Regions from separate parts of the Homo sapiens genome. Here region 2 is linked to region 1. Evidence: read pairs that join two places in POLR2A ChIA-PET (ENCODE). Cell type or tissue: MCF 10A. All regions are shown on one strand. Links, peaks and the distances in the headings refer to the core of each region. The heading gives the core; the rest is flanking DNA.

The links. Peaks named below come from ENCODE experiments on the same cell type or tissue, not always from the same donor. Only the 100,000 strongest peaks of a DNase experiment are listed, where the experiment ranks them.
Region 2: POLR2A ChIA-PET joins it to region 1 with 5 read pairs; 2 of 35 experiments call an interaction of 5 or more read pairs at or near these places.

Annotation. Positions count from the first base shown.
Region 1 is chr7:95,102,371-95,107,760 of GRCh38, reverse strand. The region is part of intron 2 of PPP1R9A (protein phosphatase 1 regulatory subunit 9A); the gene reads right to left. The region is part of intron 3 of PPP1R9A-AS1 (PPP1R9A antisense RNA 1); the gene reads left to right. Among named protein-coding and RNA genes, the nearest start is that of PPP1R9A-AS1, 110 kb to the left of the region's middle. In MCF 10A, for the core only: no CTCF peak of the experiment used is centred there; a DNase peak (open chromatin) is centred at 2,830.
Region 2 is chr7:94,695,346-94,700,735 of GRCh38, reverse strand. It overlaps the pseudogene RPS3AP25. Among named protein-coding and RNA genes, the nearest start is that of PEG10, 42 kb to the right of the region's middle. In MCF 10A, for the core only: no CTCF peak of the experiment used is centred there; DNase peaks (open chromatin) are centred at 2,245 and 3,225.

The DNA of each region.
Region 1 (5,390 bases), core at 185-5,184:
CAGTTTGAAAAAGAATAAGGGTAGAATCAGGCCCTAGTGGATATCAAAACACATAATAAAACTTCGCTTATTAAGGCAATATAGTTTGAGCTCTGGGATAGATCCATTTTTATATTCTATTCTGTTCCACTCCTTTTCTATTCAAATTAGAGTGGTCTATTTAATAAATTATGAAAAGAATTAGATACCTATCTGAAAAACATTCCTATTTATATCACAAAGAAAAATACAATTCAGAACAAAAATATATACATATATAAAAAGTGCCAAAAGAAAATTTGGGACAATGTTTAGCTAACAGGTTAGAAAGAAATTCACAGATCCTAGAAGTTCTAAAGGAAATAAATAATTTGATTAAAAATAAAGCCCAAAAACTTCTAGGCAATAAAATATACCATAATGAAGTTAGAAGAAAAGTCACAGATTAGCAGAAAGTATGACCAAATATTAAGATGAAACATGAATATTCCTAATATATAAAGGGCTTTATCAACTCAAACAATTGCATGTATAAGTAGGTAAAGGAAATTGAGAATTGAACAAAGAAGAAATACTAATGTCCAATTAATGATATAAAGATGTTCAGCTTTATTAAAAATTAAGCAAATGCAAATTAAAACAAGGAGATACTATGCATTCATCCATAAGAATAGATTTTTTTTAAAGACTACCACATCCAGGCAGGACACAGTGGCTCATGCCTGTAATCCCAGCATTTTGTGAGATCTAGGAGGGCCGATCACTTGAGGTCAGGGGCTTGAAACCAGTCTGGCCAACATGGCGAAACCCCATCTCTACTAAAAATACAACAATTAACTGGGCGTGGTGGCGTGCACCTCGGGAGGCTGTGGCAGAATTGCTTGAACCTGGGAGGCAGAGGTTGCAGTGAGCTAAAATCATGCCATTGCACTCAAGCCTGGGTGACATAATAAGACTCAAAAAAACAAACAAAAAAAAGACTACAACATCCAGTGTTTGTGAGGATATAGAAAAAAAGGATACTTTTGAAGAGGAAAGCATAACTAGAAAGTAGTTATCAATATTTTAAATGTAAATGTCTTTTACATAATCATGTCACATTTAAGTGTTTACAGAAATACTTGCAAATGTGTACAAAGATGTATTTCAAAAGAAGTTCATTACAGCACTATCTGTAATAGCCCAAAGCAGGAAATTGCCTAATTGTCCACCAGTAGAGAAAATGGCTTGCTAAATCATGATATATACAAATATGTAATTCAATGCAGTGATTGAAGAGATGTATATCTCTCTACTGACATGGAAGACCCCAAGATACATACATCGTTAAGCTGAAGAGCATGCTGCAGATAAAGAGAAAGATATTCCCAATTCATACGATCCCCAATTGGTATGGTCCCAATTTTAACCTAATTTAAAGCCCCCTAAATTCCCTAGCTATGTAGCACTTGCCAAGTTGTAAAACCATGCTAAGGCGCAGTCTCCTTATTTACAAAATGGTTTTTATAATAATGCCTATCCCCATAAGAGTATTAGGAAAATAAAATGAAATAGTCCATGTAATTATGCTTGGTTCAATGAGGGGAGAGGAAAAGCTTTCTCAGGGTAATATGAGGGATAATATTTCCCCTGATACCTACTACCCATATCATACTCTCTTTTTTTAAATTAAATTTAAAAACATTTTTAATAGAGATTGGGGTCTCACCATATTGCACAGGCTGGTCTTGATCTCTTGGCCTCAAACGATCCTTCCACCTTGGTCTCCCAAAGTACTGGGATTATAGGCATGAGCCCAGCCTCATACTCTCTTTCATAAACATGTTTTGAATATATCACCCACTAGGATGTTTAATGCCCTTTAAGCAAAAATCTGCATAACTGACTTAGTATTAGAACATAGATTAGGCTGCCAAAATCCCCACCTATGTCTAGAGCAATGCACTGTCATTACACAATGGCTCATGGCCTGCCAGGCTTTCTGTGTTTTCTCTGACCAGGAAGCCCTTTCATCTACATGATCTTGATTCTTTCCATTTTCTTACAATAGTTCTATTATTTTTATTAACCTTAATTGCTCTACAAAAAAATGGATAATTAATCAGATAATAATCAGAGCATGACTCCTCCTGGTATTCCAGCAACACAAAAAACTCTAAAGGCCAACAGCATTCTGAGTCCTAATGTTCAACACCAACAAGATATATGTATTTTTGTAGTTCAAGCTACCTTCACATTGTTCCTGTTTTATTTCACTGAGAAAAGTAAACAAAAGATGTTTAAATTTAAGACTTCTTGTTTCAGAGCCAATAAGTGATATTCTGGTTTCTCGATCAAAGGAAACAAAACAAGACCTCATCCACTGCTTCACAGCAGAGACAGGCTTTCAGGGGTAACAAGTTTACAAACACGGTTAGCAAGGACATTTCTGAACGAACAACCCAAGGCTATGAAAAGCAAATAAAGTAAAAATTAGCTTATTTTAAGATTTCAACTAGAATCATTATCTTATATACATTTTCAGTAGTTTGAACCACAACACTTTTTCAAAACAGCAGCAATACATTTTCAACAATAAGAAAAAAACTTATTTCCTTCACTTCTTTATGACACATTTTCTTTAATCAATGCAGGTCTAAATAAATTCAGCATATTCTATAAATACTGACTGGAAGGAATCTCCCACAATGCTTCCACACGGTCTCAGTTCAGGCTATGGTCCAGGTTCTGTAAAATCTTCCTGACACATCAAAGATGAAAAATGTTCCAGGTCCTAGCATGCTGAGTTTCAGATGATGGCTAGCAAAGTGTGCTCCTGGAGATAAGCCAAACATTCACATGCTTCCACAAACAGGTTACACTCATCACAAGCTTCCTTGGCAGAACCCTGACTCACCTTCACATGATTTCAGTGGCTCTGCAAAATAAGCTCTAAATTGAAACTAACAATAAGCCTGGAGAAGATAGCCACATATTAACATTCCAAAAACCAACCTGGCAAGCCTCACAAAGGAGGATTCTAATAGCTTTAGAGCAATGTATAATCTCAACTTTCCTTTTCTTCCCCCAAATTAAGGTTAGTTCACTGATCGACAATAGGTAGAATTATCTAGTGTATTGATTGTCCAGTGTGTGCCCGGGAGTATGTTAGGTGCTTGCTGCAAAATGAAGTAAGCCAAACTGGAGTTTATAATCATCAGACAATTTAGGGTAAACACTGGTAGTCTCCAAAGATGTAAACAGCTGAGGGCTTTAGTCTACTCCTCTGCAAGCTTTTAACATAAGGAGTATGTTACAATGAAAAGAAATTTCAAACTAAATTCTGCTCATGTAAAAACATTGCTTAACTGGAAGGTGCAAAAAACAGACTCATAGGCCTATCTCATAAAACTCTAAAATCCCAGATTTCTGTCCTTAAAAGTCATTTTGAAAAGTAGCCTGTGTGAAAGGTTTACTTAAAGCAGTTGCAACTACATTCTACAGTAGGATACATTTAACCTTCTAAGTGGATCACTCACCAGAATCCTACATACCACAAAACAGGATCAAATGGAGTACTAGTTAGGTTATTACTCCAAAAGCTGTTAATCTGCAAGCCTCGCCTGACCCAAAGTCTAGTTACATAAAATATTTCTAAGGCTAACCCCTGTATCTTCAACATCATTCATTTCACCAATTATTTGTAGCATACTTAACGTTAATACATTGTCTTGTGTAGATTTAAAGTACCAATATCTGGGTGCAGGCTTCTAATCAGTGTCTTTCAAATAATAACTTACTAATCCTAGTGTGTGGATTCATGATTGAAATACCTAGAAAATTAACTAAAGGGTCCTAAAACAAAGTTACTCCCATAAATATTATGTTATATATGCCAAAGTACTTTAAATTATAGACAATATAGCACTTTACACAAATTATCTCTTTACCAACCAATCTAGGGAGTAAGGCAGAAAAGGGTAAAGAGAGTTCCCACGGTTTTTCATATTTTTACACGAGAAGTTCAGAGGACAATACACATGCTATATATAAGACAAAGTCTATTAGGACAAAAAGTACATTTCACTAATTGTAAGCCTAGTGTTTTAATGGATTACTAAAGAACAAGAAGTTGGGCTGGGCGTGGGGGCTCACGCCTGTAATCCCAGCACTTTGGGAGGCCGAGGCAGGCGGATCACCAGGTCAGGAGATCTAGACCAACCTGGCTAACACGGTGAAACCCCGTCTCTACTAAAAATACAAAAAAATTAGCTGGGCGTGATGGCAGGTGCCTGTAGTCCCAGCTACTCAGGAGGCTGAGGCGGGAGAATGGCATGAACCCAGGAGGCGGAGCTTGCAGTGAGCCAAGATCGCACCACTGCACTCCAGACTCCAGCCTGGGCAACAGAGCGAGACTGTCTCAAAAAAAAAAAAAAAAAAGAAGTGAAAAAAAACCAAACATACTCTATATAATGGGAGGTAGAGAGCATGCTAGTTCAAACGGCAACACAAGGAAGCCTACGTTTGTCAAGGTTTTCCAGAAAAATAGAATTAATATCTTTATATGTGTTTTTTTTATACATACTATATATATTTATATTAAAATTGATTTTAAGGAATTGTCTCATATGACAGTAGGGACTAGCAAATCCAAAATCTGCAGGGTAGGCCTGCAGGCCAGAGACCCAGGAAAGAACTAATGTTGCAGTTCAAGTCCAAAGACAGTCTGCTGGCAGAATCCCCTCTTCTCTGATGGAAGTCAGTCTTCTTCTATGAAGGTCTTCAATGAATTTGATGAGGCCAATCCACGTTAAGGAAGGTAATCTGCTTTAGCCCACTGCTTTAAATGTTCATCTCATCTAAAAGATACTTCATAGACTCTAGAATAATGTTTACCCACATATCTGGGTACTGTGGCCTACCAACGTTGACCCATAAAATGAGTCATCACAAAGTCTTTCAAACAGGATATTCTCTGGCTGCAAAACTGAACTTTTTGGTATTTGACAAGGTAGTCAGGAATATGACTTCCTTACAAGTAAGTAGAAATAAGACCGCAGATTTACAACACCTACAAGTTACAGAGACACTTTTGACAAGTTAAAGCATTTCATAAGGATAATATCATTATTTCCATACTTAAACTCCTAGCTTAGAAAAGAAAAAGCCAACCTAGCTAGGACTGCAGTAGGAAAGAATATTGAGGGGAAACTGCATGGGGCCCACATGTAAGGCAGCGGTCAATGAGAACTTGTGCTGCCACACGCTGTGGGCTTGGCCAACTCACTGGGCCTTTCTGAGCTCAGGCTTTTATGTGCAAGAAGGTAGGATCGATTATGATACTGAGGCTGCTGGATTCTAGGGTCAATCGCGACTCTGAAACCTAATCAAAATTCTTATCACTATGTGTCTCTGATGACAAGTCTTCAACT
Region 2 (5,390 bases), core at 309-5,308, 410 kb after region 1:
GGATATACCACATTTTGTTTATCCCTTCATTCACTGATGGACATTTGAGTTGCTTCCACCTCTTGGTGGAAGCTGCTATAAACATGAGTGTTCAAATACCTCTTTGAGATCTTGCTTCCAATTCTTTTGTATATGTACACAGACAGGGATTGCTGGATCACATGGTAATTCTATGTTTTTATTTTTTGAGAAACTGCCATACTCTTTTCCATAGTGGCTGCATGATTTTGCATTCCCATCAACTGTGTGCAAGGATTCCAATTTCTCCACATCCCTTCTAACGCTCGTTTTTGTTTTTGTTTTGGTGGTAGCCATCCTAATGTATGTGAAATAATATTTCATTGTGGTTTTGAATATTTATATTAATTAATACTACATTTTTTACTAGACCATCTAATTTATAAAAATAGCTTACAATCTAACTAAATTATATCCCTGCAAATATTATAATACTTGGCAAACAATGATGCAAAAGAATGAAAAGCATAGTGATTCTCCAAGACTCATGGGAAATTAGTAATAAATTGGGAGTTAAACTTGTAGCTATGAAGGCCCGTGCCATTTATGTAATCCCTGGAAACACAGATATACTTCTGACTTCCATGTTCTGTTATTATTTCTCTATGCTAAAATATGTTTTTTATACTACCCAATATGGATGCTACCCAATTTTGATGAAGAAGATAGTCATGTGGTATATTTCTGCATGTTAACATAAAAAGGACTCTGAGAGGTACTTTAATGAAAATAAAAATGAAGAGAAAATTATTTCTGATTAATAGTAACCATCTTATGACACAACGTCTTGAGAGTTTCAAGAAAACATTGAAGCACGTTAAGTCTGAGGCAAGAAAAGGAAATCTACTGAAATAATGTAAGAAATTTCAAAGTAATTTCATGAATTTCACAAAAGATGTACCTTTCTATTTAAAAGAGTTACCTTAATGCTCTGTGTACAATACTAGATTACAATTATATAATAAAATCCAAAAGTACCAAAATTCAGTCAACAACCATTCATTCAAATGTGTTAAAGTATAATTTTCACAAAAGTAAAATTATTTCTCTCATACAAATATAATATAAACAAGTGTAAAAAATGTTATTGAACTCACATGTGTGAGGGAACCAGTGAGGTATTAAAACCAGTTCAAGAAGCAATTGAGAAACTATTATGCATGCATGTATGCACTTGTGTGCACACACACACACAGACATATTCAGTTAAGATAGTTGGGTAAGATACAAAACTGGTAATGTCTTATAGGGCAATAATATTTAGAATTATCTGTTACTCTGTACAGAAATTATTTCCATTTCTACTGAACAGAAGTCTATAAACTGATACCTAGAAATGCAGATGAATAATGTACAGTAATCTAAGTAGGTATCTTCTTCTGTATCAGTGATTCTGAAATTATAATTCCTGGATTAGAAATTCCTGAATCTGTCTCACCTGGAAATTTGTTAGAAATTAATATTCTCAGGCCCTTTTGCCAGATTTACAGAATCAGGAGCTCTGAGTGGGACCCAACAACCTATGATTTAGTAAGTTATTTAGATGATTTTGAATGCACACTGAAGTTTCAGACCCACTTCCCTAGATAATAATTAGGTTGCTGTCACCCTAGTATGACATTGAAGGGATATGGTACCCAACTTTTTGCCACACTTTCAAATTTTGCCTATTTTTTTCATAGCAAGTAAAAATGTTAATATTTTGTACTCTTGATTTTGCCCAGGTTTTGCAAATGCCTCATAATGTCACTTCTACATTTAGGGTCATCTGTCCCTGACATCACAGGAACCTTTATTGGATGAGTCCCAGATATTTTAAAAGGAAAATGCTAATGTTATATTTTCATAAAATAATTTTATGCATATTATTTTCATACAATTTATGGGGAAATTCGAGACATGTGGGTTGTAAGCCAAATTATAATGGAGTCCACTAAACTCTATATTTGCCATGTTAGGCTTCGGAAGACTTAGAAGAGATTTCATAAGGCGTGAACACATATTTCTTCTGCATAATAAATGTTACTGTTGAGTAAATAGTTAACATTGATTCTTTTGTTGCACATCCTAACAAAATTATGGTTAAGGTGTGCTAACACGACTAATTTCTAATCTCAGCTTTTACAACTTTGTTCTGCCTTTATACAGTACTGCCAAACTACAGTCTGAGGAGAAGGAGAACTTCTAGCAGTAAAATGTCCTATTTCACACTGGTTCTCATGAGTCATCTCAATAATATGTTGTTTTCAAGGTCAACAGCTGGCAGGAAACAGCACAGAAGAAATAATACATGCAGTTTTAAACTTGCATTCTATACAATGGTATACACACAGAAATCTTTATGCAATCAGTATACATAAGGCTGTTTATGCTTTTTAAATTTTTGCTTCTTAAATTTGCTGCTCTTTGTGACTACTTCTCTTGGTAGCCGTGGGCATGGTATAATATTTGTCTAGCAAACCGAAAAAAAAAAGCAAATACATTTATTTTTAAAAGTCCTCCTTCAAGTTACGTACATGTTTATTGTAGAAAATTTAGAAAACACAATCTAAAAGCAAAAATATCAACATCGCTCTAAATTCTACCTTCTGGAATAACCACATTAATATTTTTATCTTCATATGAAAATATATGTTTATGTTAATGTATGTTTTAATGTTAATGAACATATATCTCATTCAGAAAAGGGCTAAGAAAACAATTTCTAAGCAGAAGTACTGAAATGAATTGTACAAACATCACATAATAATTTGCATTTTTAAAGTATCATGGTAAAAATGCCTATGCCTAAGGATTCATTTGCACAAACACAGATTCCAAATATACCAATGAAAAAGCTGAGTTTTTGATCACAGCAATGCATCATTGTTTATTTTATTTAGTCTCAGCTAGCCTGAAAATTACCATTTTACCCAGTGGATTATTCACCCATTGTGTGGTAGAAAAAGACAAATGTTGTCACCAAACAAGATGATACAGTATTTCCTTTTATTCATAAAATCACCTTGAAAAACAGAAGTGATTCATGAATAAAAAAATCTATAGCAGCACTGGAGACAAAGCAGTGTCATTATTATACTTAAAATTGGAGAAATTTCTTAAAAACATACAGTAGTTAGCAGGATTAGTGCTAGAAACCATAGTGAAATGCAAAGCATTGAGTCAGCAGGGTTAGTAATGGGAGCTGGTCATGGGTCAAATAGTGAGTCAATTCACTGAAGAATTGTGCAACAGTTGGGCCAGTCCCAACTTGACTATTCTTTAGCCTGCAGGCTAAATCATGTTAGAAGAATTAAATAAAGTAGAATTTTTGACTCAGAAAATGAAGCCTTAGCATGAACTCCTGAACTGGAGTAAGGCAAAAAGGTAAAATTTGACCGTTAGAATGGACATCAAGAAAATGACAAGGACATTGCAGCTCCATGCTAAGAGTTGGGCCACACTCACACTTTTCTTATTTCACCATTTGAGGAAAGTCTGTAGATTATCTCTTTGCTTTTTATCTATGGGCCTTTCAAAAACAGCTGCCCTTTTTTTTCCTGGCAAGAAGCATTCCTGTAAGTTTTTCCCTGTCACACTTATGGAGCTCTAAAGTTACAACTCTCTTTCAAGGGGTAGTTCTCTATAGTAAAGAAGGCTTGAAAATGGCCAGGGAGCCCCATGACACCCACAATGGTGAGGCAAGTCTTTCATTTATAAATGTGAATACAAAATTTGCCAGACATTTTGAGGAAAACCAAGAGCAAATTTTAGTGAGGGACACTAAAATGAATACAAAAATACAGAGAAAAAAGAAACATATTCCTTAAATAATTTGTAATTAATACTTCCAAATAGATTTGAAAGGTTATTGCATACAAAAAATGGAACTATCAGAAAAAGAGAGCATTCTTAGAAATCAAAAACATGACACAAGGATATTTTTGAAAAAGAACTCAATGGTTGGACTGAAGATAAATGACGTATTTGTAGAATGACTTAATGACTGGAAGACAAAGTAGAAAGAAATTAACTGTTTTAGGAACTAAGCAAGGAGGTGAAAAATAGGAGAAAAAGTAGTTAAGAAAAATATGTAGTAGATTTTGTGTTCTTTGTGGCTGCTCAGCAATTTTGAACATCCTTACTATGTTTGAAAAATTTCTCATGAGTCTCACCAAGATAAAGGCCAGAAAGTTGTCTTCCCCATCTCTCTTGCTATTTAAAGGTAAATTTGATTAGTTAAAAATTAATATTGAAAACTCTAGGGCAGTCCTTACTCAATTATTTTTACAAAGAAGTATAATTAATATGCTAAAGGATGAGATAATGGAGAATTATAAAATGCTCAATTAAAACCAGGCAAGACAGAAAAAGAGGGAAGAGAAAGGAACAAAAAATAAGTGGAATAAATAGAAAACAATTATAAACAAGGTAGATGTTAGCCAAACTATATCAGTAACCATTTAAAATGTGAATGGTCTAAATGCACCAATTAAAAGACAGATATGTCAGAGCGGATAAAATATCAAAACCCAACTAAACACTGCTTACCAGAAAGCCACCTTAAATATGAAGACACAGAGTAAAACTAAAATAATAAGAAAGATGGACTATGCTAACACTAATAAAAAGAAAAGAAAGCGGCACTTTAGGAGGGCCAAGGTGGGAGGATTCCTTGAGCCCAGAAGTGCAAGACCAGCTTGGGGAACATAGGGAGACCATGTCTCTGTAAAATATTTGAAAATCAGCCAGGCATATTGGTGTGTGCCTGTGGTCCCAGCTACTTAGGAGGCTGAAGTGGGAGGATCACTTAAGCTCAGAAAGTTGAGGCTACCGTGAGCCATGATTGTGCCACTGTACTGCAGACAATAAGACTCTGTCTAAAAAAAAATTAAAAAGCCTTTTGGCTCTGACCAGCACCATGGCAGTTGGCAAGAACAAGTGCTTTATGAAAGGCAGCAAAAAGGGAGCCAAGAAGAAAGTGATTGATCAATTTTCTAAGAAAGATTGGTATGATGTGAAAGCACTTGCTATGTTCAATATAAGAAATATTGGAAAGACGCCATCACCAGGACCCAAGGAACCAAAATTGCATCTGATGGTCTCAAGGGTCATGTGTTTGAAGTGAGTCTTGCTGATTTGCAGAATGATGAAGTTGCATTTAGAAAATTCAAGCTGATTACTGAAGATGTTCGGGGCAAAAACTGCCTGACTAACTTTCATGGCATGGATCTTACCCATGACAAAATGTGTTCCATGGTCAAAAAATGGCAGACAAGATTGAAGCTCACATTGATGTCAAGACTACCGATGGTTACTTGCTTCATCTGTTCTGTGTTGGTTTTACTAAAAAACACAACAATCAGATACAGAAGACCTCTTATGCTCAGCAC